Regions from separate parts of the Homo sapiens genome. Here regions 1 and 2 are each linked to region 3. The links are chromatin loops, found by intact Hi-C in ENCODE. Cell type or tissue: Calu3. All regions are shown on one strand. Region 1 has its middle 18 kb from the start of RHAG. Region 2 has its middle 17 kb from the start of C6orf141. Region 3 holds the start of CRISP3 (cysteine rich secretory protein 3).

Region 1 (8,000 bases), 90 kb after region 3:
GATATAGTTGTAGGTAAAACAATTAAATTAATAAAGTTTACTTTATATCCTCTCTCTCTCTCATCTCTTAAAAAAAATCCTTCTCCTTTTCAGAGGCTCTCTCATCTGCCTTGTCTCAACCAGTTACCTGGGAGCTTCAGGGTTCCAGTCCCACATCTGCTAGGTCCCTAAGAAATTGTTGGGAAATTGTTGGCTGTATCACCCTTCCCAGAGATATTTTTTTACAGTCTTTGTATTGACAAAGAACATGAACAGGCACTTCTCAAAAAAAGACATACAAGCAGCCAACAAGTATATGAAAAAATGCTCAACATTACTAATCATTCTAGAAATGCAAATCAAAACTACGATGAGAAACCATCTCACACCAGTCAAAATGATCTTTATTTAAAAAGTCTAAAAATAACAGATGTTGGTGAGGTTGCAGAGAAAAGGAAAAGTGTATACATTGTTGGTGGGAATGCAAATTAGTTCAGCCACTATGGAAAGCAGATTAAGATTTCTCAAAGAACTAAAAATAGAATTACCATTCCAGCCAGCAATCCCATTACTGGGTATATATTCTGTATATGTGGGATTACTGGGTATATACCTAAAGGAAAATAAACTGTTCTACCAAAAAGACACCTGCACTCATATGTTTAGTGCAGCACTCATCATAATAGCAAAGACATGGAATCAACCCAGGTGTCTATCAATGGTGTTACATACGTGCTATAAAATTCTATGCAGACATAAAAAAAGAATGAAATAATGTCCCTTGCAGCAACATGGGTGCAGCTAGAGGCCATTATCTAAGGCAAATTAATACAGAAACAAAACCAAATACTGCATGTTTTCACTTATAAGTGGCAGCTAAACATTGGGTACATGTGAACATAAAGACAGAAACAATAGACAATGTGGGACAATAGACATTCTGGGAAATATTGTGAATAATTCATGTGGTGACAGAAACAAAGAAACAGAAATAGAATCTGTATAAATCTCAAATGCACAGAAAGTTATTTCCACCTAAAAGTACTTTTTGGCAATTCATGAAGATAAGAAAAATATTAAAGTTTTGTTGTTAATTTCTATCATTAGCTTTATTAAATTTTATAGACTTTCTTTTTAACTCTAACATATTTTGGATAGTGACTTTTTGTTTTCTAATCTCTCATTAATTTCATTTTTTCTACTATCATTACCACATAGATATTTATTGAACACATACTACGTCATAATAATGTTGAAGAGTTGTATAGATTATCTAGCGACAAATAGGTTTGGCCTCTTTGGTAAAAAATCTTACAGTCAAGTTATGGTATACATTAACTCAAGAAGATATGAAGGTTGGGGTGTGCAAGTGACAATTATAATAATCCTTTTCTGAACAGTTACCTGTGATTTTTATGCATTTAAAATTAGAAAACATTATATTTTCGTGTAAATTATTTTACTATGTAAATTGTCTGTCAATGGGTTAATACCATGTGAAAAATAACATATTGGTAAGTAAAAATAAAACTATCTTTGCAAAGTTTTATTTCTAAAGAACATGGGCAGAATTTTTGTCCTTTGAGAACTGAGATACTGGAAAGAACTTTCCCAAATGCCCACACTATCAAATTTAGTTAAGAATGAACATGTTTAAAATACAATCTGGACAATATTTGCCTTTTCTCCTGATCTAGAGGGTAAAAACTGTTCAACAAAGAGAAATGTTTATAAATTTCCTGCTGTTGCCTCCAAAAATTGTGCATGTAAAAATATTTTGCTATACAGCTAAAAGTAAAGGGCTTATCATTTTAACCCAATAAAAGTTCTAACTGTATTCAGGGAAATAGTATCATAGGAATGTGAGGAGAGTATTTAGGGTGTCCTCTTGAGACTTTTTGATAATTCCTAAAATTAAAATAACCTGCTAGAGATAGTCTCCAGTTTTTGACATTTTACCACAACCTTGTTTCAGAATTATAATAATTCAACCTCTTAATTGGAAAGATAAAAATTTAAAGTTCAGGGTTGCTGACTCTAAAATATCACACAGCCAGATAGTATTGGTGCTGAAACTCAAATCTAAATGTTCCAGTTCAGAACTTTTCTAATTATACCCATCTATCTGCTGCACATTTAGAACTGATATTCATCTTCATTGGCATACGGGCTTAAGGAGGATAAAATTGCACGTTGATAGCAAATTGATAGTTGAAAGTTACACATTGATAGTATACTTGTCATTAATTTTTCAAAAATGTCAAAGATCATAAAGGAAGATTCTGCTTTATACATAATCTATCTCTTTGCTGTTGAGCATTTGAAGACTCTTTAGAGCAAGTCTTCAGTGCTGTCAACAGAAGATAATGTATTAGCCTGTGATCTGAATGATGTTTAAAATCTTCTCTCCAATAGTATGCCACTAGATGTATTTTTTTAAATTTAAGCAGGAAGTGTAGGCAACTACAATTTTTAGAGGAAGTAATTTCTTTTTCAACCAGTTTACTGTTATTTCAGCTGTTTCAATTCAGCTTAGCAAATATTCATTGAGTGCATATTTTATAAGAATTGCAAAGATGAACATGACACAATTTTTAGATCACAAATTTATCAGCAGCTAAGAAACAATTATATATATAAATATATATAATATATATGTGCACACATATGACATCGGTCTTTCTGATCTGTTCTGAGAATAACATAAATTTTAATGAGTTTTACAATATGGAAATAGGTAATAGAATTATTTTAAGCTCTAATAGGGTAAATATTGATGGCTGTAAGCCATGTAAGCTAAAGCTCTTTGAATCCTCACTAATTTTTAAAAGTATAAAAAGGTTCTGAAACCAAAAAGTTTGAAAACCGCTGCCTTAAGGCATTCATCATACATAATAAAGTAACCTCACTTTTATGCATCTAAGATAAGAGAATAGAGAAAATAGTCCCTCAAATAATTTTCTGTCTTCTTCCAGAAACACAGAAATACAGTGCCATTGTTTGCCAGAATGGAGAATACAATTTATTTCAAAAAACTTTCTAGCACATGGCTAAAGTTCAAGAAATTTAGTTAGGAAAAATATATTGACTTGGAAAACAAATTAAATTAAGAAAACAAAACCTAGATGAGAAAGAGTGTGCTTCAGAACTTCTAACAATCCAAAACATACCCAGGTGTATTGTGGATTTATCGCTGCAAATTACATATAATAAATTTATTCTCATGGTTGAGGGAGAAGCCATGGGAGGATGTAAGCACATTGAGATCTGAATGTACTGTTCTAGTAGCTATCAATCGTGAGTATGAATAAAGATTATGTGAGGAATTTGTTTAAAATTCATGTTTGTCATCTTCAGAAATGTTAATTATGTAAGATCTAGGAATCTGTACTTTAACGAGCATCCCAAATGTTGCTGATGTAGGTTCTCTATAGATCATACTTTGGGAAACACCGTACTTAGCAAAACTGAGATAATAGTTTAATAAGATCGTGAGACTCAAATGCTGAAAAAAAAGTTATAAGTTGTGAAGGATTATTACTTTTAGTGTTTGTATCTAAGAAGAGGTAAGTACTAGACTGACATCAAAATGATGATGATGATCATCATCATCAGTGTACTTCTCATTAGAGAAGAATAATGAGATGAGTTGTTTGTGAGGTCATTTGTGGGGTTAAACTGAGTGACAGAGGCTCTGCAAGGAGGAAGGCTATTGTCGCTGCTTGTTCCTGGGAGATGACAAACCAGTCACTCTGGGAGAGGTGCAAAATAATTGCAATTGTTAAAAACCGGGTTTTTCCCCCTCTTTTAAGGATGTCTCTACTCCATCTGCTGCTATGTGTGTTCTCTGTTCTTCATTACTCCATGCAACAGGCAGGATCTATGAATATAACACAGAAAAACAGATTGAAACTGTCTCTTCACAAAGCCCCCTGAATGTGTGGGAAGCCCCTATAAATGTCTTGTCATCTCCTAATTTTTACAGCATACTTTATTAATCTGTGAAGAGAAAGAAGAAGAAAGCTGTCAAGAAAGAAAGGATGAAAATGTACAAATTGATATTTTAAAATAGCAAGCAAAATACATATGGCCTATATATACACAAAATATATGCAACACACACACATATGTATACAGAGTACTATGAAACTAGTTAAATCTAGTAGTAAAGTATAGATTTAAATCTAGTACTATACTTTAGTACTAGATTTTAAACCAAGTATTCAGAAATTCTACCTGAAAGGAGTAATTTTACATCCCTGGCTTTCTGCCTCCTTTCTAGCAATGATGTTCTTATTTACTTACTTGATAATTTAAAATTGTCAGTTTTATAAAATGTGGAATATAAACCCAATGGAATATCATTCGGTTTAAGGTAATCCTGCCATTTGTGACAACATGGATCAATGTGGAGGACATTATGTTAAATGAAAAAAGCCAGACACAGAAAGAGAAATACTGGATAATTTCACTTACATGTGGAATCTACAATAGTCAATGCCATAAAAGCAGAGAGTAGAATGGTAGTTGCCAAGGGAGAGAAGGAGGAAAAATCTGGGAGATGTTGTTTTAAGGTACAAAGTATCAGTTAAGCAAAATGAGTAAGTTCTGGAGATCTAATATATAGCATGGTAACTATAATCAACCATGCTGTGTTGTATGCTTGAATTTTGCTAATAGGGTAGACCTTAAGTATTCTCACTACAAAAGAAAAAGAAGAAGAAGAAAGGAATTGAATGTGGTGAAAATAGACAGAGAGAGAGAAAGAAGAAAGAAAGATAGAAAAGAAAAAAGAAAGGAAAGGAAAGGAAAAGAAAAGAGAAAAAAGAAGGGAAGAGAGGAGAAGAGAAGGGAAGGGAAGGGGAGCGGAGGGGAGGGGAGGGGAGGGGAGAAGGGAAGGGAAGGGAAGGGAGGGAGGGAGGGAAGAAGGAAGAAGGAAGAAGGAAGGAAGGAAGGGAGGAAAGAAGAAAAGAAGGAAGATTACTTTTAGAGAATAGGTTATCTAAAAATGTATTGAATCATGATGACCTAAACTTATTTTTTTTGAAGACTTAATGGCTGTTAATTTTAAAACCAAAGCTGGGCACGGAAATAACTCACTGAATATCTCAAAATCTTATAATATATTTAAAGACAGCTATTTACCTACTGCTTTACTCTATCAAGAGCTTGGGACTATCTCATAACTTTCAAAGCCTGCAAGAATGGTAATACTGAATAAAATACAGAGAATGCTAAATTTAGAGCCAGAAGTCTTTGCCCTTTCAATTACCCATTACCTTTTTCCTTTTTGAAATAAGAGTCAGTAAAATTCCCTGCACAGAATTGCACAAGAGAAAAGGAAAACTACAAAGCGCTTTTAAAATGAAAGGTATACTTGGTACTAAAGGGCACTGACAAACTTTCAAGAGTCCTGAGATAAGTTGCTGGTCTTCTTCCTTCTTTCACAATGGCAAAAAACTGTTTGAGTATAGGAATAACAGTGCTATTCTATAAATATTGATTAAGTTGAGGGCTGTAAACGATTGTAGCTAGAGCTGGATTAAGGAAAAAATGTCTTCTGCCTAAACAAATAGAATTGCATTTCATGGTACTCAAGATACAATGGTTATGCCAAAATTTCCTGTATATTTGGTTCCAGAATAAAAGATGGTCAAAAGGAAAGGGGTGCGTAAAGGAAAGTGCACTTTCTGTCCAAAGACATGTTCTCTGAGTGTGGAGTCATTCAAAATCAGAGTGGTAATATAGCATCATGATTATGGGAAGAGGCTCCAGAGACTATTCAATGAGCTCAAATTCTAATTCCAGCGTTTACTAGCACTGTGACTTAGGTCAAGTTCCTTAGTTTCTTGGGCCTTGAGTTTCTTTATTTAAGAAAAGAGTAAAATAATGCCTATTATATCAAGTGTTTGGGAGGATTCAGTGAAAGAATACAGGAAAAGTGCTTATCAGCTAACAGAGTTATAAATGCTCAATAAATTATCATATTATTCTTAAACTTTAATCTCACATGGCACTGGTTGTCACTTCACCTTGAAAAACAGTTTCCTCAGGCAACCTTTTATGAATGGGCAATGTCCCAAGGCATCTACAGTCTGTAGCGTTCCTACAAGGAGAAGTGTTTTTCATAATCAATGTTATTAAATAATTATTCATGAGTGGTATTTAAAAGTCTCTGAAAACTAGATCTGAGACAATCTTGCATCAAAGCAAGTTCTATGATTCATATCTGAATAGATAAAATATAGAGAAAATTGTCATATCTGAATAGACAAAATATAGATAAAATTGTGAAGATTATTAAGTCAAGAACTTATGCTCTGTTTCAGAGGTTTTTATGCTGAAGTTCATGGGAAGGTTACTCTGAAAGATTCATGAATCCTTTGACAGTGCATGCAAAATACTGCAGATATGAATGTTTGACAATTTCTCATGAAAAGCAATTAAACTTTTCATTAGATTCTCAAAAGGCTTTATGACACAAAAAAGGTTAAAAAATCTCTGGCCTAGCCTAATTTTACAAATTTTCCCACCTGTGTCTGGATTGGTGTAAGCAATAGTGCTGAGAAATGCAAAAATGTTTTAGCATTCCTTGGAATGCTATACTTATTATCTAGTTCAACGTGAGCAAGATAAATGCTTAGCACATATTCTGCCTCTCAAAGGCTTTAAACTGAGTTGGAACACTATATATATACACAAAATAATTAACTATATCAAGTGATTATGATTATTATGATTAAATGTTAAAATTGAAGGAAAATATAAAAGGGGTAAGGGTGTAGTAAGTCATTGAAGGGGATGGGGAATGAAGCACAGCCATCCCTTGGTGGCTATGGGGATTTGTTCCAGGACCCATGCAGGCACCAAAATTTGCAGATGCTCAAGTTCTTATGTAAAATAACCTAGTATTTGTAATTAACGTATGCACATCCTCCCATAAACTTTAAATGATTGCTAGAGTGCTTGTAATATCTAATACAATGCCTACACTTCATTTCATTTGCATAGATTCAACATGGAATTTTTTCTTAATATTTTCAAATCCACAAATGCCAAGCCCACAGATACAGAGAACAGACTGTAATTAGGAAAGCTGTTGCAGAGGAGAAAAATTGAGTGGGGACAATGATAAATAGATGGAAGATAGTTTTTTGAGAGGACAGTGATGGCCCTCTTAGACAGTACAAGTAAAGATTTAAATCCAAAACAAAAGTCACCGGAAAAAAGAAGTGACTCTGGCCTAGCTTAATTGTGAAGAGCATACTTAAGGTATGTATAATGATTTGACTAGGTAGAGAAGATCTAGATTTTGAGGAGCTCATTATAATACTTAATAATTTTTGGCTTAAAGTGTTAAGGAGCAGAAGTTGCTGAACACAAGACTTGTAAAGGGGAAAAACAGTATTTAAGAGAATAGAACATGGTTGGAATGTGAAGAATAAACAATTATTCCTGAGAGAGGGAAGTCTGGAGTAAGTTAAGAGAGTGGCATTTTTCAGGAGTGTTCATAATTTATCCAGTATATAATGTATTATGCAATACATTTATGTGTTTCTGTAAGGTTTGGAGTTCTCAAGCTGCTATATCAGTTCAGAGTACAGCAGATACATGTAAGATGGCAAACAGTTCATCAGTTGAAAGACAACTTGACCGTAAGTGATGGCAGTCTCCAACGGACTGTATGCTGCAGATCACTAACAAAGCCTTGAAAAAAGGCCTTTTTGGAGGAGGATGTGTAACTCTTCATTGATTTCACACACATCCAGGAGTCAAGCAATACCAAAAAAAGCCTTGTCCCAACATTTGATATCATCCAGAATAGTAAAAGAACACTACTGTTTTGTCTGTGAATATTATGTGGCATTATCCAAAAGTCACCTTGCCTTTCCTCTCAAGTCCCCCACCTTGACAGAATATCAGCTTTCAGAAGATTAAATTATCATGTGTTCAAAAGTTTAAAAACAACCATGAAACTAAGGTTTTAAACCGTCTCTTTTTTTTCTGCAGCTTCAAATGTT
Region 2 (8,000 bases), 210 kb after region 3:
TGCTTTTATATCATTGTGGACATAAGTATTTTTTAAAAATCAGTCTGTTATTCATTGCCATTGTTGTTATTTTTGATGCTCAAATTATACTAAATTTGGCAAGTTAGAGTTCTGTTACACCAGTTTTGTTTACTTTTGACAAGATCACATTTAGTCCACACACTTCATTACTTTCTTTCTTTACTTTTTTTTCTTTTTCTTTCTTTCTTTTTTTTTTTTTTTTTTTTTTTTTTGAGACACAGTCTCCCTCTATCACTCAGGCTGGAGTGCGGTGATGCGATCACAGCTCACTGCAACCTCTGCCTCCCGGGTTCAAGTGATTCTCCTGCCTCAGCCTCCTGAGTAGTTGGGATTACAGACGTGTGCCACCATGCCCAACTAATTTTTGTATTTTTAGTAGAGACGGAGTTTCATCATGTTGGCTTGTCTGGTCTCGAAGGCATGACCTCAGGTCATCCACGTGCCTCAGCCTTCCAAAGTGTTAGGATTACAGGCTTGAGCCACTGCGCCCCGGCCCCCACTTTGTTACTTTCTTGCCCAAGATGATCTTTCCTTGCCAGGGACCTAGAAGTAGACTTTTTATCAAAAGTCTTACTCCTCCTAACATGTATTAGAAACAAAGATCTGGATACTAGGAATGGTCATTGTTTCTCAGGAGTAGTTGTAGGTCTTTTCAGTGGGTAGAACTAGGGAGTAGATATTATTTTTATTTTTTTGTTTTTCTGTTTTAATTTTTTTTAGAGACAGAGTCCCACTATGTTGCCCAGGTGGGTCTCAAACTCCTGGGCTCAAGCAATCATTCCTCCTTGGCCTCCTAAAGTGCTGGGATTACAGGCGTGAGCCACTGCACCCAGCCTGATATTATTTTTAATCACAGGTTTATACCTTGTTCAAAACTATGTAAAAGGGATATATTCAAGGGAGTGTGTCCTTAGTCCAATCTCCACTATTTATAGGTCATTTTTTGTTAAAAGTTTCTGATTTAATTTTTTTGAGTTGCTATTTGCAAAATAAGTAGAGATCTATGTTGATGTACGTGTTTCTTATTCTTGTGCACCTAGGTTTTTTTCATACTTAAAAATATCATGGAGAATAGTGCTCCATTGTGTGCACGTATCATAATCTATTCAACTAGATTATTAACCTTGGGAATTTAGGTTGTTTCCAAAAGTTGCAACTACAAATAATATATCAGCATGAATTACTTTGTGCAAACATTTGTTTTATATTCACGGGGGAAATCTCAGGGTAAATTCCTAGACATTGAATTGCTTGAGTAAATGCATACGTACTTTATTAGCTATTACTAAATTCCCCTCACTGGAAATGTAATACTTTATGTGCTCAGTACCAATGTATATATAGGCCAATTTTCCACAATTCGTCAGTATTTAATTTTCAAGATTTTTGACTGTGGCCATCTGATAGATTAGAAATCGTATCTCATTATAGTTTAAATAGCATTTTTCTGTTGAGTGAATTTAAGCATCTTTTCATATGATTAGCAGCCACTTTGTTTATATTTTTCTGTGAATTAACTATGTCACTTGCCCATTTTTCTGTTCGGTTTTAAATATTTTTCATCTCTCAATTTTTGGGACTGTTTACATGTTGTAGAAAATAGCGCTTTATCTCTGACATAAGTTGCTAATTGTTGCTCTTAGTTTGTCATTTGTATTGTTGCTGTAGCTATGCTGTTTTGCAATTGAACAATTACATACATGCACCATACATTTCTACTCAATGTACTGAGCTTAATTTTTTTCTTTTATTGCTTCTAAATTTGTTTTGGTTTGTAGTTTTTGTTATAACCTAGATATTATAACCTCATATCTAGGTTATAATAAAACAAACCCATGTTTTCTTTTAGTAAATGTGTGACTTCTTTTTTAAAGTATTTGTTTATTTATTTTTTATTTTTATTTTTATTTTAGACAAGGTCTTGCTCTGTTGCCCAGGCTGGAGTGCAGTGGCACAATCACAGATCACTGCAGCTTCTCCCTTCCAGGCTCAAGCAATCTTCTTGCCTCAGCCCCCCGAGTAGCTAGGACTACAGGCACACACCACCATACCTGGCTAATTTTTTAAAACAATTTTTTTTTGTAGAGACTAGAGTCTAACTATGTTGCCCAGGTTGGTCTTGAACTCCTGAGCTTAGGCAATCCTCCTGCCTCAGCTTCTCAAAATGCTGGGATTGCAGGTATGAGCCACCTTGCACTTTTAAATTATTTTATACCTTGGATTAATTTGGAATTCATTGTGGTATAGAGTGTGAGTTATGGATCCAATTTTATTTTACTTTTTTCAAATTACTGTACAGTTGTCTCATTATCATTTATTTAAAATAGCATTTTTACCCAGGTGATTTGAGATTACACTTTTATCTTTCTCTAAACTTTCCTAGCTATTTGTTGTTATTTCTGAACTTTTTTTCTGTCTTACTGTTCTGCATAATCATGTACCATTCTACATTGTTTAAAATTATAGAAGGTTTATAGTGTATTTTAATACTGGTGAGGTTAACCTATTCTTTTATCTTGCTGTTTCAGACTTTGTATTGCTACTCTTACCTATTTATTTTACATGTGAACTCTAGAATAAACTTATCTAGCCCCAGAAAGTCAAAAATTAAAAAAACTTGTATTTTCCCCATACAATTGACATATAATAAAGATAAACATAATGTTGAGTGTCCTATTCAAAAGAAGATATTTCCACAAATAATAGAACACTTTAAAAGAAACATCATTTTTCTACTTTTACCAATAAAACCAGCAAGTAAGGCAAAGTAGAACCGCTTCAGTATAAGACCTTGGATATCTTTTAATAAATAGGTAAGAACTAATTATGATGAACTCATTTGTGACTTGAACACATATGTTAATACTTAAGTCATTGCTATTAAAAAGGCTCATGTCTCTTATTTATAAATATTGCTTGGAAAACTTCTTAATAGTTAATAAATAAAATTAGACCAGTTCACATCACAAACCAAAATACATTTCTTATGTATTTAATTAAACACAAAACTTCAAACCACTAAATTTACATATAATAATGAAAAGCAAAAAAAATCAAACAATTAGATTTTTAGAACAAGACTTAAGTCACTGAATCTTGAGTGGAATACAATTTTTAGCATAATCATTAAAAAAAGAGGCAGGGGGCAATGGCTCATGACTGTAATCCCAGCACTTTGGGAGGCTGAGGTGGGCGGATCATGAGCTCAGGAGTTCCAGACCATCCTGGCCAACATGGTGAAACCCTGTCTCTACTAAAAATACAAAATTAGCCGGGCATGGTGGCACATGCCTGTAATTCCAGCTACTCGGGAGGCTGAGGCAGGAGAATCCGGGAGGCGGAGGTTGCAGTGAGCTGAAATCGTGCTACTGCACTCCAGCCTGGCGCCAGAGCAAGACTCTGTTTCAAAAAAAAAAAAAAAAAAAAAAAAAGAGGAAAAGAAAGAAAAATTGATATGGGGATCCAAAAGTGGGGAGAATGTGAGGAGGGATAATGTTGAAAATTTACCTATTAGATAAAATGTTCACTATTTGGGTTTTGGGTACATTGGAAGCTCAATCCTCCCCAGTATGCAATATACCCATGTAACAAACAAGCATATGTAGCTCCTGAATCTAAAATAAAATAAGAAAAATCTGTATGAACTAACATGAAAAGATACTCAAGCTATATTGTTGAGTTGAAAACTAAGTTGCAAAGCAATATACGATGTGATTCCACTTTATAAGTGACAAAGTATATTTATGTGTTTTTATTATGTAATATGCACACACAAACACATATGGAGAGAATTCTGGATGGATATATAAACTATTAACAATTGTTATTCTTGGAAAGTAGCAGGCATGAGAGATGAGAGACTAGAAACTCACTGTATACTTTATATGTATGTAGTTATATACTGTTCAATTTCAATTTTTGTAATAAAGATTTATTTCATGACATTTTAAAATAACTTTTTAAATTTTAAAATAAAGCAATGTAAAAATAAAAGTAAAAGATTGATAGAATAGAAATGTCAAATATTTAAAAGATTTAAAAGCATCATATCTAATATTCTATTACATGAATATTAGTCTATTACATGAATAAAAGTCTGAAATTTTTGCAGCAAATAACAAAGGGCCTTATATTCTCAATAGGTAAACAGTCTCTTGTAGTTAATGGTTTAAAAATACAGCAAGAATCTAGCAGGTATACAGAAATAATTTGTATCATTGCAAAAGAGTATTAAAAATGATGACAATAATCTTGCTAAAAATCGAAGACCCATAAATTCCAGTAAACATAAGTGCTCCCCTCCCAATCAAATTAGCAAGATCTTGTTATCCATCACTTACAATGTAAAACAATTGCTTGGCCAGGTGTGGTGGCTCACGCCTGTAATCCCAGCACTTTGGGAGGCCAAGGCGAGTGGATCACGAGGTCAGGAGATCGAGACTATCCTGACCAACATGGTGAAACCCCGTCTTTACTAAAACTACAAAAATCAGCTGGGTGTGGTGGTCCATGCCTGTAATCCCAGCTACTTGGGAGGCTGAGGCAGGAGAATTGCTTGAACCCGGGAGGTGGAGATTGCAGTGAGCCAAGATCGCGCCACTGTACTCCAGCCTGGCGACAGAGCGAGATTCTGCCTTAAAAAAGAAACAAACCAACAACAACAACAACAAAAAAAAAAAAAAAAAAGAAAAGAAAGAAAAAGAAAAAAGAACTACTCAGCTCTGGGACAGTGAGGTCAAATGGGATAGGTTGGCACAATCATTTGAAACAAATGTTACACATTATATGTTTAGATTTAAAAATGTTCATATCCTTTGATATAGTAGTTAAGCTTATAGGAATCTGCTGAAAGGAAATAGTTCAAAATGCGGCAAAAATTCTAATGAAATGTTTAGAAACAATTCAAGTGCGCCCTCTATTGGGAAATAATCTAGAAGTAAAATCTGACATCTAGTGTTCACTGCAATAACTACATAGTATTAACTGAATGTCTCATAGTCCTATCATAAGCAATGTCTTGTAACAAACAGTGTTTAAAACCTAAAGCATATTTTGCCTTGGAAACACATACACCTGTTGGTGGAAGGGAAAATTGCACATAAATTAGTAAGAGGAAAATTCAGACATTAGCTATGCGTTTTGTAATTTTTTAAGTCACTAGAGCAAGATTAAGAAGTGAACAAGTTGTCTCAAGGAAAAAATTTCCTCAAGTGGTGAACAAAATTGGGACAGTCCTGGGAACACATATGACACTAGAACTACTGAGGTGGGAGGGGGTAAGGAAAAAAGGAGACACTAGGAATGACTATCTTCCTTCTTTTATTCCATCCTTCAGGGCCAAGATCAGAAAAAGCAAAGTGTTATTAATGATTAGGTTTTATTGTTGGAGCTTGGATTGAGAACCCTGGGCTATGAGAAGCTTAGGAAATGTTAACTAGCCACACTGATGTAGAAAAAAAAATATGTATTTTATGTTTCTACTATCTTCATTTTCCCCACTGAAACAAATAATTTTAATCCAACCATTTCAGGCAAGAAGGAAGAAATAATATTTGTACTCCATGTTTTGTTACTCCATCTGCTACCTTTTACTTTCATTGTCATTTTTTCCTTGCCCCTAGTATTTATTGAGGTTAGAAAAAGGATACAAAATTTGAGGTGTATCAAGGACAGCTTAAGGAAATTTAATATATATTTATCTCATGTTCTTTCTGAAAATTCAAATCACTGAACAAAACTTAGTGACTAAAAAAATGCAAAATTAACAGAATCAAATCTTGTATTATTAAATGAGATTCTATTTTAGAGGCTGTATAAATGTTCCCCACAATTGCACTTCCCTCTCTTGCTCCCAAAGTTTGAGCAGTTGAATTTTCAGTTATTCCCCTCTATGTCTCTTCAGTGATTCTTAGGCAGACTGAATACTCATTCTTGCTAAAATATACAGATGCTTACAAAACCTAGTCAAGATTTATCCCAAACAGAGAAACACACGTCTCAGGAAGCTGAGCATGTTGCCTGTACTGACTCCCTTTATCATTATATCTAACCATAGCCACACCATAAAATACGTGCCACCATTTACCAACTTTTACCTTTAATAAAACCTATTAAACTGTCTTCAAAACTATTTACCTACATACTTGCCCCCTCTTTACCTTCACAGTTGAATTTCAAATGGATTACACATATTTTCTGTAATTGTTTTTGCATTTAGTGTTATTATGTACATCTTTTCTGTATCACCAAACCTAGTTTTCTAGTACTCCATAAAATTTCATCGAATGCTTGTACTATATTTAACCAGTGAATTACTTAAAATATTTAGGTTTTTTCACCTTTACACACAATGCTGTAATAAACATCCTTTTATACAAATCTTTGCATACTTTTATATTATACCAATATAAATTTTAAAAAGTGGGATTTTTATGTAATGGAAATATGCATTTTTTTTCCAGATTTCAGGCCTGTTTTTTATTAACGAATATTCCTTATTGCAGTACAACTTGCATACAGAAAAGTAGATATATCATAATTATATAGCTTGATAATCATATGCTCTAGGCCCTGACTCACAGGGGGCGAGGAGGAGGTGGTTAGTCATGCAGATTTGCCTATGGAAAGACTGAGCCCAGCAGGGAAGGGCCTGGCTAAGTCAGGGCTGGAGGGAACATACTTGTGTTACCAAGTGGAACACAGCTGTGTAACAAAGTGTTACAAAGTGAACACACCTTTGTAACCCACCCAAGTCAAGAATCAGAATATTACTGGAAATCCAGAAGCCATTTCATGTCCAGTTTTACTTACTATCCTTCTGAAGGGTAATTACTTCCTGACTTCTACAGATATAGATTCATTTTGCCTGGTTTTAAACTTTATAGAAACAGGATTATGCAATATGCAGTTTCTGGCTTCTTTTTGGTACATATGTTTAAAATATTTGAGAGTGAAATATGGAATGAAGATGTTTCATTCCTAATGTATTCTTGACCTCTCAGCATAATTTGACACCATTGACCATCCCTCCATTTTTAAATTTTTCTTCTTTCTCTTCCATGGGAGTCATCTCCTGGCTTTCCTCCTATCTTCTGGCTGCTCCTTCTCCTATTCCAGAGCCTTTCTTTTCCCTTGCCTTAAATAGTTGATGCATTTAAGGTTCAGTCCTAGACAACCTCAGCTAAATTCATGGCTTCTGTTATCATCTATATCAGTTATCTGTTATCTATATCTATATTTATATCTATATCTATATCTATATCTATATCTATATCTATATCTATATCTATATCTGTTATCATCTAAGTCAATACATCTATCCCAAATAAATTCTCTGAGATTTAGACTCAAATATCCAACTTGGTCCCATCACTTGCATGTTTCAAAACTCAACATCCCAAAACTGAACAAACAATTTTCCCTGCTACAAATTGCTCCAGATCTGAGATTTTTCCAGGGTTTCTGATCTCAGTGAAAACTATCACCAGCTGTGGCTTTCACAACGTAGAAGCCCAGTAGTCATCCTTGACATTTCTCTCTCAGCATACCCTACAGCCACTAAATTATTAAGTTCTGACAACTCTTCCTTTTAAATAGTTTAAGTAACTGTTCACTTTTCACCATTATCATTGCTAGCATTCAGATCCAAGCTACCACCACCTTTTGCTTAGCTTATAGCCTCCCAACTAATTTCCAAACAGATTAATGCGCTGCTTAAGGCTTTTTTTTTGGTTTTTATATTACATTGAAGAATTTCCTTGAATTAACAAATAAAACCTATGTTAATCAAGCCTCTTCCTACTTCTTTTTGTTGAGACACAGTCTGGCTCTGTTGCCCAGGCTGGAGTGCAGTGGCGCTATCTTGGCTCACTGCAACCTCTGCTTCCTGGATTCAAGTGATTCTCATGCCTCAGCCACCCAAGCAGCTGGGCTTACAGGCATGTGCCACCATGCCCAGCTAATTTTTGTATTTTTAATAG
Region 3 (8,000 bases):
CCTCATTTAACACAGTCAATACATTTTTGGAAACTGCGACTTCAAGTGAAACAACATACAGCACATCTTTTAATAACATCGTTTTTTTCAACATCATATCATTATAATGTCAATGAGAAAAAAATGCTGTTTTTATGCATCATTTTCCAGGACCTATTTGTGATGTATGAGGACTTACTCTACTACAAGACATGTTGTTCATTATAAATACATACGATTTTGTATGTCAATTTTAAAAATAAATATGTACATTGAAAAAAATCAAAGTTGGATTTGTTAACTTCATTCGGGCCCAAAGTTTGTTCATCCATTAATACCAACTCATCTCCAATTTTTGGTATATAAACATCTTTTATTTACCCATAAAGTGTATTCCTCTACTTGAATTCTTACAGCCATTACAATGGGCAATACAGATATTATCACCAATCACGTGGATTCATATGTTTTTCTACAGTTTTTTTTTTTCACATGCTAGTCTTACTGCTTCAGTAACTCAGGGACAGAATTTTTCAGTTCTCTTAGCACTCAGGTTAGTACAGTCAAAAAATGTTTTCTACACACCAACATTTTGATCCTCACAACACTAGGTATTATTTTTGTCTCTATTTTACAGGCAAGAAAACAGAATTGGATTAAAACCAAGACTAGCAAGAGTCAAGGACTTAGCAAACAAATACATCCAATTAGTGAAAGAAGCAAGACAGAGCCTTGTTTTCCCTTTTCCTTAAACAGAGACATACATAATTTTAAATATGGAAGGACTTTTTAAGTTATTTTGTCTGCTCCTTCACTTTTAAAATGAGATAAATGAATCATGTGATCATGATAAGCACCTTCACTGTTTTTTACATCATCTTTATAATATGCAACTATTGTAATAATGCAAATATTATCCCATATTATGGTGGATGCTGTTTAGGTATTGCACAGAGATCCCATCCCAGAGGCAATGCTTCTGTCCCCCAGATGTTGTGAGAATTAGCTACTGTGCCCACATCTGCCCCCTCTCAAGAGAATTGCCTTTGGCAGAGGAGAACCACCTTGTCATCTCCCCACTGTTACTAATGACTGACTGTTCATAGGTTTAAAAAGGCTGTCTGCAGCACTGCCTCTATTAATCAGGGAAGACTAGATTTTACCTGAGAACACATTCTTCTTTAGCTCTTTGTCCTCCCCTGACCTGCTTCACTCTTTTCCTTTCTGCTGCAATGTACTTCCTCAATAAATCAGAGCCAATGTAATTTGTGTCTCAGTGTATTTCTTGCAAACCTGACCTAAGATCGTGTGATCTTATATGGGTGTGTGCATGTGTGTTTGTGTGTGTGTAATAAATAATACACTGAATGGTGAAACACATAAATAATTTATAATTCTGATATTTCACTCATATAATTAGGCATTGAGTGACAAAAAGTAATCAGGATATTAACCAAAGGGACTGAGGAAGCAAGAGAAAAATGCAAATAAATTGACACACAGACTATACCTTTCTTGGAAATTAATAAGTCACTAAATTAAACCATTATATTAAAGGATAATTCAACAAAACAACAACTGATTTATAAATCTACTATTTATTAATGAGAGCAGAGTAAAATTAATTCTAATTCTAAAATGCACCTGAGTCTGTGCTCCTTAATTTATTGGTGAGGATACAGAAAATGAGAGATGCTCAATCATTTTGTTAAAGTCACCCTGACAGGCTTTGATAGAACTGCACCTTAAACACTTGAATTTCTGGTTAAACTATGATTGTTTCCTAAATACCTAAAACAAGAAAGACTTCTTATAAAGACTCCTGAATTGGCAGTTCAATCAAACAAAATGCATTCGTGGAAGACTTTTATGTACTCAGGAAATACCAGGCTTTGGAAGGGATAATAATACAAATGTTAATAATTCCATTTATTGAGTGTCACATGCCAAGCATCGCACTAATAGTTTAATTATGTATTCAGTACATTTTTATACACAAATTATGCTTTTCAGTCATTAAAACCAACGTATGATATGAAAATTCACATTTCAGAGAAGAGAAAACTGAAGCTCAGAAAGGATTTCTCAGACCTGGCAATTTCCAAAGACTGTAATCAGTAAACTATAGGTAGTTGGTAATAATGGGGAAGTAAAAGTCATAAAAAGCTGGGTCAAGAGTTCAGCTGTAAGGCAGGGATCCCAGTTGCCCTTGTAATAACTAGTCAGTTTTGGGTGGTCAGTGTAGAAATCCCAGGAAGGCAGCATTCAGATGTTGTTGTATCTAAGATGAGAGAAGGGCTGACTAGGAAGAGATGGAAGCTGTGCTTTATTTATTCATATTATAGACAATCTGGTTACACTGTACTAGTCAAAGCATAGGAATAGAAGAATAATTTTAAAGAGTAAGAAAAGGAGCATTCCTAAAACAAAATGTAATGATTAATAGCAACAGTCGCTAAGAGACTCATTGATAAGTTTCAATAGAATAGTGGGAATAGATTAAAATGTATATACAGGAACAAACTATTTGCTCTTTTAAGATGGAACTTAGATATCCAAATAAGAGCTGGAAGACACTCACTGCTAAAATTGGGAGACATGGATCATGAAGGGCCAGCAATGACCTTGGGACACGTAAATACAGAAAAGACAACCTAATCATGGGAAATGAGAGAACAAAGGTGACTAGAAACAGCCATTTTGGACACTTAAGGTCAGATTGAAGTCAGTCTGTCAGTCCAACGTGTGTATGGTATTTTGTGACCCAAAAAGACCACATATACTTATTTAGCTTAATAATAAATGTACCAATATTTGACAAGCAAAATGCCTTCTACATCATGGTGCATCTAGTGGTCATTTAGTCATAACTCAGTAAAAAGTTAGAGAAAAACTATCAAGTTTGAATAATGAGGCAAAAATATTTTTCCTTTTTATACTGTTTTGTGTCTACTTATGGTAATTTCTCACAGAACTGCCTATAGCTTAGTAAGTCAAACCATGTCCTAAAACTCAAGTGCAATCCCACAGCTTACAAATATTAGGGGTAGGTTTGTCTAGATACAGAAGAAAAGTGCATAAAGTGGGAGAGAATTAACACTGGAAATACTTACTACATGGCAGGCAGCTTACATATATTATGTATCACAATTAAATACAATTAATATTATTCCCATTTATGATAAATATGAAAATTTACAATCAGAATAATAATTTCCTAATAAAGTAGGTGCTGTGGCTCATGCCTGTAAGTCCAGAACTTTGGGAGGCCAAGACAGGAGGATTGCTTGAAGCCAGAAATTCGACACTAGCTGGGCAACATAGCAAGACTCTGTCTCTACAAAAAAATTTAAAAAATTAGCTGTGTATAGTAGTGCACACCATGGTCTCAGCTCCTTGGGAAGCTGAAATAGGAGATCCCTTGAGCCCAGAAATTCAAGGCTACAATGAGTTCTGATCTAACCACTGCACTCCAGTTTGGATGATAGAGTGAGATCCTGCTTCAAATAAAATAAAATATGATATAAAATAAAATAATAAAATATAAAAATTTCCCAATACACATTGGTATAGAAATTTAGCCCATTTCCATTAAAACAGAAATATCAAGCTTTTAACAACATTCTACACCACTAAGTAGAGAAGAGAATGGGCTGTGGATGCTTCTGGGTCTGGTCCTTCCCCACAAAATACATTTTGCCACAGAAAGAGGATTGTGTAGAAGGTTGTTCCATGGTGATTTTTTCCACATAGCTGATTTGGTTTATTGAGAGCTTCCACTTCACATGTTCATAAAGTAAACAGATTCTAGGAGTTACTTGGAGACATGGCAGCAAATGGTTAACCATTTTTTAATGGTAAAATCTGACCTGAGTTTCTGAGTTCTCAACTCTCTTATAACAGACATTTAGAAGTATCCAATTCTTGAACTCAAAATTAACTATAATTTTAAAATGTGCCTATTGTGTAGACATTGATCTGTGATTATACATTTTGTCACATTGATCAATAAAGCTAAATATAAAAATGAAAATGAACAGAAACTATTGAATTATGCACCACAAGGTGCAATCTATATGCCAATATGAGCATGCAGAAATGTCTGCGTGCTATGTATATGCTACTTGTGATTTATTAATTTATACTTCTTTATTTATATAAACTCAATATTTAAGATTATTGTATTTTAGAATCAGAGGAAATCTGAAATTGTTAGTCCACCCCACTTCATTATTGTGCTATGGAAACAAGCCTGGAATGATTGACATCTTCCATAGATGAACAGAACCAAATAATGATAATTTAGCTTGGAGATCAATATTATCTTTAATTTTATACAACCAGAAAATACAAGTAAATACAGCACATCTTTGAATATAGAAATACCAATGAGTTATGGTGTGTTTGGCCATTGAGTTCTGAAAGTCACTGTGGCCTTGTATTTACAAACATTAAAGATAAAATTATTATCCAAAACAGTAATGTCCAATAGATTATTAATAAACATTTTAGATAGCTGTAAAAAACATTGTGTTCTCTAGAGTTCATAAAAATTATGAGCTTAATTTCAATCCAACAGAAATAATTCTGAAAACTCTAATGTTGTGATGCTAATAATTGGGCTAAGAATTTTCAAACTATTGACTGGCAAAAACATGGATAAATTGTAATATATGAACTTCAAAGAATAAATGCACAATTACAAAACTTGATATAGCAATTTATTTTTAAAAGCCATTTGAGGAATCACCAAATAATTTCAAAATCATGACTAGAAAACCAGCAATGAAATTTGAGACTACTGGTATGACAAATCCTGTTTCAGGCCTTGTTGATCTAGAGTTACTTGCACAACCAGAATTTGCCAAAACAGGAAATAGGTGTTTCATATATACGGCTCTAACCTTCTCTCTCTGCACCTTCCTTCTGTCAATAGATGAAACAAATACTTCATCCTGCTCTGGAAACCACTGGTAAGTGATAACTCCTTTATTTCAAGGTGAACATTATTTATTTCAAGGTGAACAACACATTTATACCTTATCAATGATAAAGTGATATATTCGTATATTTTATCTACAATTTTCCAAAGTTTATTGATAACTTTTAATGAGAGTAATTATCTTAATATATTCATTTTAAGCTGAGAAGCTAATACATAGACAGCTTTATTATTCCAAAAGCACTTTTATCCAGTTTGAAATTTAAATAAATTTTTACCTTTCATTCTAAAGTAATATAACTAATTCCCATGTCTATGACTTGTGGAAACAATTGTACTAGAACTATTTTTAATAGAAAAATGAAAAACTATGAATATATGTGTGTGCATACTTTCACATCAGTAACTTTTACTAATATTAAAACATACAGCTATATGGGATGCCATAGCAAAAGTTTTAAATTGGTCAAAACAAAATTATAGCACTGATCTCAAGATTAAAAAGTATTTTATTAAAGACCATCAACATAAAATGCAATTTACCTCATGAAATGCACTCAGATCAAAAACAAAAAAAAAAGGCTTTTAGAAGTTTTTCAGTCAAAAGTCAGTCTACTCAGTCATGTTTATGTAGGTAATTTAAATATAATATCTATCGTGCATATTTCATCTAAGGAAGCAATTTCCACATACGGCTTTATCTTCCGTAGCATATTAGAAGTGATTCTGAAGAGTCAGATAGTAGGAGACCACAGAACTACCTAATGACAACATGAAAGGGGTTATTTACCACTAGACAGAAGATTTTAAAGTAAAATGCTTTTCTTCCCTGTGGCTAAATGCTATCCAGGAAACTCTGGGAGTATTTGCAATAGCCATAGAAGATCCGGTGTTGCCTCTTCTGCTAGTTAAAACCAAATCTAGAATGTCTGCCTGTATGACTAAGACCTCTGAAAGTGGATCAAAAGAAATTAAATTGATGACAAGTTTCAAGCCTGGGAGTTACCCTACATTGATAAGTTATGAGGTAAATTGGGGCTTCTGATTTGTAACAGGCAGGGATGAATTGGGAGGAAGAGTGTCAGAATTCTCAAGTAATGTAAATCTGATAATTGCTATGAATTTCAGTTACGTTATTTATTGAATTCAAGTAAAAGGGAGGGAATTCATCCTTGAAAAAAAAGTGCTTCTCAAGAAATGCAAGACAGCTATTCTTATTTGGATATCTTTACGAATTTCTTACTTGATGAAGTCTAGCAGTTTTGCAAACTTTGCATATTGGCATAGGCTGCTTTCTGTATCACAGATACATAATAAGATGAAAGAAAGTGATCAGAATAAAGATTAACTATTAAATTTTAAGTAAGAAAATATTGCATCAAATACTTTTCTGTGCTGTGACTAGTTTATAAATGTGTCTATACCTATAGTGCACACATTATACTCACATGTGTTAATGCTTTTGACATCTTTTCTAATCCACGTAATCCTTTAAAATATTTCTATAGTCTGTTCTTCCTCCTTTGCTTTTTAATGTTACGATGTTTGGTCTGTCTCTTAAGTTTTGTATTTTCCTCCACCAGTTGATTTATCTGTTCCTACAATAATATTAAATTTTTGTCAACAAATGTTTGAAGTCTATCTTAATAACTAATATGAAAAGATAACCCAATTAATTCTTTCTTTTTTTTCTTTTTCTTTTCTTCTTCCTTTTTTTTTTTTTTTTTTTTGAGATGGAGTCTTGCTCTGTCGCCCAGGCTGGAGTGCAGTGGCACACTCTCGGCTCGCTGCAACCTCCACCTCCTAGTTTCAAGCAATTCTCCTGCCTCAGCCTCCCCAGTAGCTGGGATTACAGACATGCACCACCATGCCCGGCTAACTTTTGTAGTTTTAGTAGAGACGAGGTTTCACCATGTTACGCAGGGTGGTCTCAAACTCCTGAGCTCAGGCAACCCACCCTCCTTGGCCTCCCAAAGTGCTAGGATTACAGGCATGAGCCACTGCGCCCAAGCAATTCTTCTTTTAAAAGTTTACTCAGTTATTCATAAGCCACTTAAAATTTGTATTGGAATTAAAGTAAACAATTATCAGGTTAGTTTAGGATTGATATCTTTATGCTAACATGTACCATTTAAAAGCATTACAAAACTCTCAATTTATTCAGAACTTCTGCTATGTTCTTTATTAAAGTTTTAAGATTTTTTCCAAAAAGGATTTTTAAATTTGTTTTGTTGTTTCCCAGATACTGTATAGTTTTTTTAACTGTTATAAGTGTTTCTTAAATCTTATATTCTAGTTGAGTGTTTCCAGTAATAGAAATGGTATTTTTGTAAGTTGATAGTGCATCTAGCAAAATTGTTAATTTTGGTGTGTTCTCCAGATAGATGATCTTATCATTTGAAAACAATAACAATTTTACGTCTTCTCTTACAAAAGTTACAAATATTTTATATATAATAATATATTTTATATTATTATATATAACATAAAATGTATACATTACATTACTTGTATATATTATATATATATATATGTATATACTTTCTTTTCTTATGGCTTTGATTAGGATCTCTCCAGTACTGTGTTAAATAAAAGTGTTAGTCATTCTTTTCTTGTTCCCAATATTAAATGAAATGCACCTAGAATTTCTCCAATAACCATTATATTGGGTATAGATTTGCAGTATATGCTTCCTACCAAAGTAATGATCTCTTCTATTTTTTCTTTAAAAAAAAAAAAAAAAAAAAAAACTACATACAGGGGTTGAATTTAATGACGTATTTTTTGTCATATTACTTTGCTTTAGTCTGTTAATGTGATGAATTTTACCAATGAATTTTCTAATTTTGAATTATTCTTGCAGTCCTCATATAATTTTACTTGGTCATGATATTTTTAATATATTTTTGAAATTGATGAGTTAATATTTTGTTAGGATTCTTGCAATTCATTTATGAAGTGGGCTTATGTATTATTTACTATTATTCTTACGTCTTTTATGAGTCAATCCCGGAATTATATCCACTCCTCAGATTACATTTCAGGAAAAAACAGCATTGGGAGGAAGTAGTCAAGCTAA

What was found. A loop is a pair of places that touch in the nucleus more often than their neighbours do. Peaks named below come from ENCODE experiments on the same cell type or tissue, not always from the same donor. Only the 100,000 strongest peaks of a DNase experiment are listed, where the experiment ranks them.
Region 1: it touches region 3 in a loop (2.1-fold over the local background); 3 of 110 quality-filtered maps call a loop at or near these places.
Region 2: it touches region 3 in a loop (2.3-fold over the local background); 2 of 110 quality-filtered maps call a loop at or near these places.

Annotation. Positions count from the first base shown.
Region 1 is chr6:49,650,956-49,658,955 of GRCh38, reverse strand. No RefSeq gene overlaps it. Among named protein-coding and RNA genes, the nearest start is that of RHAG, 18 kb to the right of the region's middle. In Calu3, no CTCF peak of the experiment used is centred here; no DNase peak of the experiment used is centred here.
Region 2 is chr6:49,529,256-49,537,255 of GRCh38, reverse strand. No RefSeq gene overlaps it. Among named protein-coding and RNA genes, the nearest start is that of C6orf141, 17 kb to the left of the region's middle. In Calu3, a CTCF peak has its summit at 4,923 (motif pointing left); no DNase peak of the experiment used is centred here.
Region 3 is chr6:49,741,283-49,749,282 of GRCh38, reverse strand. CRISP3 (cysteine rich secretory protein 3) reads left to right here and starts at 4,895. Exons shown (of 8, transcript NM_006061.4): 1 at 4,895-4,952. The coding sequence starts at 4,916. In Calu3, no CTCF peak of the experiment used is centred here; no DNase peak of the experiment used is centred here.